Linked DNA regions of Mus musculus: all the other regions are linked to region 1. A link is a loop called in an ENCODE intact Hi-C map of the cell type or tissue named here. Cell type or tissue: left cerebral cortex. All regions are shown on one strand. Region 1 overlaps 1700081B01Rik (a long non-coding RNA gene). Region 2 has its middle 71 kb from the start of Gm33239. Region 3 has its middle 23 kb from the start of Gm33239.

What was found. A loop is a pair of places that touch in the nucleus more often than their neighbours do. Peaks named below come from ENCODE experiments on the same cell type or tissue, not always from the same donor. Only the 100,000 strongest peaks of a DNase experiment are listed, where the experiment ranks them.
Region 2: a loop joins it to region 1, with 10 times the contacts of the local background. A loop is called at or near these places in 8 of 42 quality-filtered maps.
Region 3: a loop joins it to region 1, with 5 times the contacts of the local background. A loop is called at or near these places in 5 of 42 quality-filtered maps.

The regions. Positions count from the first base shown.
Region 1 is chr5:126,732,584-126,735,083 of GRCm38, forward strand. All of the region lies in intron 2 of 1700081B01Rik (a long non-coding RNA gene), which reads left to right. Among named protein-coding and RNA genes, the nearest start is that of Gm33347, 6.6 kb to the left of the region's middle. In left cerebral cortex, a CTCF peak has its summit at 1,128 (motif pointing left); DNase peaks (open chromatin) are centred at 279 and 1,077; H3K4me3 peaks cover 409 bases; H3K27ac peaks cover 570 bases.
Region 2 is chr5:126,621,978-126,624,477 of GRCm38, forward strand. No RefSeq gene overlaps it. Among named protein-coding and RNA genes, the nearest start is that of Gm33239, 71 kb to the right of the region's middle. In left cerebral cortex, a CTCF peak has its summit at 1,462 (motif pointing right); a DNase peak (open chromatin) is centred at 1,458.
Region 3 is chr5:126,669,925-126,672,424 of GRCm38, forward strand. No RefSeq gene overlaps it. Among named protein-coding and RNA genes, the nearest start is that of Gm33239, 23 kb to the right of the region's middle. In left cerebral cortex, a CTCF peak has its summit at 1,431 (motif pointing right); a DNase peak (open chromatin) is centred at 1,442.

The DNA of each region.
Region 1 (2,500 bases):
TGGTTAGGGCTATCTACTTATTAGAGGTTCTTCGCTGGAGAAGACGACTCCCCCCCTTTCAGCAGCCATATAAATGGCGTTTATTTAAAGCTTTAACGGATGTCACCCCATTCTCATCCATAGCCCATGGTCCATCCTATCAACAGCACAGCTTCTAGGATACACCACAGGGAAGTGTGTGTCTCTGCATCTGGCTTATCTCGCACATCATCTGCATTGTCTCTCTCCAGCGTCAGGATTTCCTTTCTTACGTTAGGGCTGAACGATATAAATTATCCCAGCCATGATGGAAAGCATATGGAGGCTTCTTGAGACGTTGAAAATAGAATGATCACACAAGCTAGCATTCCCACATCGGAATATATATCCAAAGAAACGAAATTACTGTGTAAACAAGATATGTGTGTTCCCACATGCCCTGCAGCATTATTGACAATAGCAATATGGAACCAACCTAATGGTCCATGGATAGATGAATAGAGGAACACACACACACACACACACACACACACACACACACACACACACAGTGGTTGTTTGTTTTGTGAAACACAGCAAGTGTATTTTGAATTCTTAATGTTCTAACTATAAATAAAAAAGGAATGTGTAGCTTTCACAAATAGATGCGCTATAAATTGTCTTTATTGAAGTCAGATTTCACTGTCATAAAGTGCCCTACCCATCTGCCGTGTGTTTATCTGCCCATCCAGCCATTAATCTCTGCATATGTAAGGATACGGAATAGATAGATGGAATCATGGTCTCCAATATAGCTCCCGGTGACGTGGGAGAGGCTGAGATTCGTCTTTTTTTTTTTTTTTCTTCCTGTGTTTATAAATTTTATAATAGGTTTCCGTCGTTTTATATAAAAGCAAAAGAGCTTAAGCAAGCAATGTCTTCTATTCAACTAACAAGGAAAACCACAGCAGGGCTAGTGGGTTGCCCCGAGGAGGTACATTTCACACAAGCAGCCAGGAGGCCTGCAGAGGAGGAGGCAGCCTTGGCCCACGCCCGGAGCAGGAACTCCTAAGGTGGAAGAAAGGAAGCAAAGGCTGGAAAGCAAAGGTCCCAGGAAGCCCCAGAAGGGAAAGAGTGAAGGGCGGGTGCCTCTTGGGAGGGGGCAGGGCGAACACGTGTCACAAGCTGGTCTGCCAGCGCCACCTAGTGGGAATATCGGGACTGTCGCCTACGACTCTCGGGAAAGAGCAAAATTTTGTGCGGGAGGCGGGGGGGGGGGGGGGGGGGAGGTGGCGGGAGGGGGGGTGGCGGGGGTGGTGGTGGTGGTGGAGGGGTCGGGGGCGGAGGGATGAGGATGTGGGGCGGATATGAATGGATGGATCTGGAAAGTATATAATATTAAGTGCCGTGGCCTAAACACAGAAAAACAAGCAGCATGCTTTCTTTCTCATATGGGAATCCTCACTGCCCCTTTATGGTGTGTGTGTGTGTGTGTGTGTGTGTGTGTGTGTGTGTGTGCCTGATTGTGGGTAAATCCTAAGCAAGAAGGAGAAAAAAAAAAGGTGCCAAGGAAGGACATGTCTCGTGGGAATGGCAGCTTATATAGGGGGTTGTGGTGGGGAGGTTAGGAGCATTAAGAAGCAGTGTGGGAGTGATTGAGGAGACCCTACTAAAAGTACACCTTGTTCAAAAATACCTAATGAGATCTACTGCCTTGCGTAGTCACTTAAACATAAAATGAACTTTGGAAACGTCGTTCTGAGCATGCAGAAGGGGCCGAGAGAATGGAAGAACTGGAGGAAGAAGGGATGGGGGCATCACCTCCCGGTTTGGAAAGGCTTTGCACCTCAGTGCTCCCCTACAGCTGTGCTGACAACATAATCTGGTCCTGGTGTTAGGGAGGAGTTAAGGAAGCCCCACCCATCCCTAGGGATTTACAACTGGGGGAGGAAAAGTCGTTTTCTTCATTGGTGTAGCCCTGGTAAAGTGCACATACAATTCTATAAGCACTTCGCTGCCCTGTGGTCTTTTTTTAACAACCCTAACTCTTGAGGAGAAAGGGAAGGAGGAGATGGAGGTGTGATGGAAGCTTACTTGAAAGCAGATCAGCAGGGATGGTCAGGGGAGGGGGGACAAGAGAGAATAATGAGTAGTAAAGATGATCAAAATACACTGCACATACACATGAAAATGCTATAATAGGGCACATTATGAATAATTAATATATGCTAATACAAATAAAAGACAAAGGACAAAGGCACATCACTTTGACTAGTTGAGAAATTAAAGCCAGTTAGGAATCGGTACCATGGGCTCTGCAGTTAAAATAGGTCAAAACGCTACTCTGAAAGATCACGGGCACGTTGCTTGCTGTTTGCTTCAGGTGAGGCTGGCATATAGTTGGAGTGGTGGTTGGGTCAAGATGGACCGTAAGTTCTAACTCCGCTATGCTCTTAGAAGATGCCTCATCACTATTTAAGCCTTCCCTTTTAACCATGCTGGATTATTCTGGTGCCATAAATAATGAGCTTGCTGGCCATCA
Region 2 (2,500 bases), 110 kb before region 1:
CACTTTGCCTGATAGTCACTCTGCTGTGTCAGGGACACAACTGCATCCTTCCGTTCTCTCTTCCTGGAGGCCAGTTCTTCAGCCCTAGGGTGCTGATTTACATCTGTCTCACTGGACATCTGTGCTTCAAATACACATTTATTCCAGCAGAATCTCACTGTCAGCAGCTAAGAAAAGGAAGACGATGTAGAACTCAAAAGAAAACACCTTAAAACTGCATCTCTTGCATTGTCTCCCAAGCTTTTCAATGCCCTTGCTGATCTTGGAGCAGTCAAGGTGGAAATCTTAAAGCTTCAATCAGGCATCGCCTCTGCTCTGTTGCAATCTTTAAGTGCTTCCCATATTGATTAGGATAAAATTCACAGTTTTTTTTGGGGGGGGGGATGGGGGGGAATCGAGACAGGGTTTCTCTGTATAGCCCTGGCTGTCCTGGAACTCACTTTGTAGACCAAGCTGGCTTCGAACTCAGAAATCTGCCTGCCTCTGCCTCCCAAGTGCTGGGAATAAAGGCGAGCGCCATCACGCCCGGCTAAAATTCACAGTTTTGATTAAGATAAAATTCAAATTCCTCACCCCACCTACCAGGTTTCCAAGCCTTTATCTCTGTCACACGCCACAACCTTTTTCTTCATGTCCTACTCACAGTCACACTGACTTTTCCATGTGTATCTCAGAGAGTGTACCACGTCAAAACATGCCCAGAATGAAACTTATTGAAAAGTTACCACTTACTTAGCCCTCTGCCTCAATCCAAAAAAAAAAAAAAAAAAAAAAGCACGAAAGTGCAGGCTCAGCATTTTTCTCAGGTCTACTTTCTCTTGTGTTTCACATAGAACTGTCAATAGGCATGTCCTAGGCATGATTCTTAACCCCACCAGCGTCATCTGTGATCCTTCCTCCCGTACAAGAGAACACACGTGGAAAAGGATCTGTAATAAAATCATCCTGGAAAATACTCTATAGAAAATAGCACAGAGCAGTTTGCTCTGTGGATGACACCGTTTATAGTGATGACTCTGCCCTGGAAAGAGTGGAAGTCATATCAAACACTATATGGGGGAAGGCTGGGAGATGACGTGTACTTTGGGACAAATTTTCCTTTCTTGTCACTAGCAAAACCTCAGTGGAAGAAAGTGCCGGATTCCCCACAGCACCTGCCCTCTGTTCAGATTTACAGCCCACCCCTAGGCCCGCACCCAATGCCCCTACAATCTCAGTATGTTGCTAGGTCTCTTAAATGCTTGCCTTAATGGCAGTAGCTTTGTCAAAAGAAAAGTTACCATTTCCAAAACAAGGTAACAAACAGCCCAGGTTTTCAGAGACATATCCGAAGCGTAATCAGTCTTTCACTAAGCCCTTTAACCTCTTCAAGAGCATTAGGAAAACAAAAAGCAAGACAAAGGGGTAGATGGGAGACTATAAGCCTCTAGGGTGCCAGCGGTCAAAATGATACGGCCACAAGGTGGCAGTAGCACGCAGGCCTTCACTGGCAAGACCATAAGATTTGCAGACAGTGGAGGTCCTCACAGGTAGCTGTTAAGAGGTGTGTCCGCCCAGGAAGAAGGATCACAGATGACTCTGGTGGGATTAAGATTGTCTAGGGCATATCTATTCACAGCATTGTGGGAGTCCCTGGATCAGAGAGCTTTAAAACTTTGCACCCACTTAAAGGTCTTTATAGTACCTTGCCTCATCTTTGCTATGGATGGCAACTACACAGACCTTATAAAGCAAGCAAGCTAGGAAGAGCTAAACATATGCTTCACTGAGCTGTGTTTGTGACAACTCTGTGTGTGTGTGTGTGTGTGTGTGTGTGTGTGTGTGTGTGTGTGTGTGTGTGTGTGTGAAGATTTGAGGTTAGCATTGGTAGTCTTTGGAGATGGTAGGCCCTAGCCAAGAGGGGAAAAGTTGTGTAAAAGAGAATCCTTGATGGCAAGTTGTAGTTCCCAGGGAAGGGATGACACGGAGAAGTCCTAAGATGGGAGAAGGAGGAACTTAAAGACACCAGTCTGAGTTGTTGTTGGTATTGTTGTTGTTTGCACCCAGCAATACACAGTAAGTCTATACATCTCTGTGATGTATAGACTTTTGCCCCAAGAAGTAATAACCAACTGTGATTCTAGCTTGCCATGCTCTCCTTTTGCCTCCACGTGCACCCGATATATATATACCAACCCTCATATACACACACCCTTCCCTTGCTTCTGCACACATCTTCTGCACACACATGGGCATAATTAAAAATAAAATATGTCTTTAAAATGCTTTTCTTTCTTAAAAAAACAAATATTCAAAACAGCAAAAGGTCTTGCTGTTGCCCAGCCCCTCCCTCCCCCACCCAGAACCTGGAGTTTTGTGTGTCAGCAGGCTCCATTTCTTTTGAGGGTCTAGAAGTATGTTTCTAATGAACCCTATAATTGGTTGCTGGAGGGGACCTCCACTTTCAGCAACAGCGGTCATCATTCGAAAGCTGTGCATGGAGCTAAGGAGTTTCTAAGCA
Region 3 (2,500 bases), 63 kb before region 1:
ACACACGTATGAACTCAGAGACTGTGACAGCATTCACAAGACCAGCACAAGCTCAAGCCAGGGAAACAAGCTGTCTTAGGGTTTTTCTGCTGTGAGCAGACACCATGACCAAGGCAAGTCTTATAAAGGACAACATTTAATTGGAGCTGGCTTACAGGTTCCGAGGGTCAGTCCATTATCATCAAAGTGGGAACATGGCAGCATCCTGGCAGGCATGGTGCAGGAGAAGCTGGGAGTTCTAAGTCTTCATCTGAAGACGGCTAGTGGAAGACTGGCTTCCAGGTAGCTAGGACTAGGGTGCCCACACCCACAGTGGCACACCTACTCCAACAAGGCCACACCCACTCCAACAAGGCCACACCCACTCCAACAAGACCACACCCACTCCAACAAGGCCACACCTCCAAATAGTGTCACTCCCTGGGCCGAGCATGTACAAATCACATTTCACCTCTAGTCTTGGGGCTACTGATTTTTTTTTTTAAAGATTTATTTATTATTATATGTAAGTACACTGTAGCTGTCTTCAGACACACCAGAAGAGGGAGTCAGATCTTGTTACGGATGGTTGTGAGCCACCATGTGGTTGCTGGGATTTGAACTCTGGTGGACCTTCGGAAGAGCAGTCGGGTGCTCTTACCCACTGAGCCATCTCACCAGCCCCCGGGGCTACTGATTTTTGATAGCTGCTGAGAGAGAGAGAGAGAAAGACAGTGTTTTTCATAGAGTGACACTGGGCGTGCCAATCATACTCCTAGGCAGGCTCCATACCCAGGAATGATTGGCTAACATAAACTGTACTGCTTCATTGTTTTGTTTTGCTTTGTTTTGCTTGTTTTGTTTTGTTTTGTTTTGAGAGAGACAGAGAGAACATGAAGTTGGGCAGGTGGGCTGGGGGAAGATCTGGGAGGAGCTGCAGGAGAGGAAAGCCTAAGATCAAAACATATGATATAAAATTCTCAAAGAACCAATAAAAGCATTCTTTTTAAAGTGATTGTCATTCTGAAGTAACTATCTCCATAAAGCAGAGGTTTCAAGTTTAAACTAACAACAAGCAGATCTTACACACTTTAAATCTTCATCAACGAGCAATCTATTTCATTACAACTTAATCTACTTGGCCTAACAAGTCCTTACCTATAGGCTGTGCTAACCCTCATCGATCAATATCCAGTTTGTCATAACTTCACTCCAACTCTGGAAGCAGGCCCAGTGGCTAATTTTGTACTGCTTCTTGCAAATAATCCATAATTCACAATATTATTTTCTATGGATACCATTGATTTGGTAAAACAGCAACATTTTCTACACACACACTTAAGAACAGTTCTTCTCAAGGGTTAAACTTTGCCTGCAGTTCTTTTTATGTTTCTATTTTAAGTTATGCTTATAAAAGACATGAGTGCACACAAGTGCAATACCCAGAGAGGCCAGGAGAGGGCATCAAATACTCCCTGGAGTTGGAGTTCCAAGAAATTAAGACTGATGTGGTCAGTGGGAACTAAACCTAAGTCCTCTGCAAGAACAGTAAGTTCTCTTAACTGCTAAACCATCACCACCCTAGTAGCTCCTCTAAAGATGCCTTCTGGGAAGTCATCGCAACATCTAGACAAACAACTGTATGTTTCTGAGTAACTTAAAACCGCAAAGGGAATTGACCTCACATGCTGAAAGCAGAGGATGCAGGTTTAAACTTTATGACTATTGGAGGCATATGACCTTGAATGACTCTTGGGTCGAAGACTGGGATTTATGTCGGTCGTTCAGCTAGGTAAATTGAAGGCCTTGGGAATCTGGAATGCTGTAAATTTCTAGAGTGGGTTTCAAATATGTGGGGGTATACTGGCTTCAATCCTGCCTTTACATTCTAAGCAGTGATTTATTAACCACAGTTAGAGGAAGCAAGTGGCTACTCTTCTGTGGTAACCAAAGGTATGTGGATATATGTTTCCTAAAAAAAAAATTGAGCGTCCTTGTAAACTTGAATGAGAACAAACTATTTAAGCTTCAGAGACCTTAACAAGGCTTTTGTTTTGTTTTGTTTTGTTTTCCTTTTTAAAACCCTGCCATTCAAAGCCATATTCTTCTGTAGAGGATAAAATGTTAACAGCTGGAATAGCTTCTCTAGAGAAACATTGTCCAGCTACTAAAATCACTAGACGAAAAATAGTTGAGAGTAGCAAAAGCTCAATCAAGCAACTCTGCAGGTTCACAAAGCATCCTCATGCTCAGGAGCAACTGGATAAAGGCGCCAGTCATTCTTTAGGCCATGGAAATAATACCCTTATTTTTCAAAATGATGTGAGAAGGGCTGGAGAGATGTCTTACTGGTTAAGAACACATACTGCTATGTACTCACTGATAAGTGGATATTAGCCCAGAAACTTAGAATACCCAAGATATAAGATACAATTTGCAAAACACACGAAACTCAAGAAGAACGAAGACCGAAGTGTGGACACTTTGCCCCTTCTTAGAATTGGGAACAAAACACCCATGG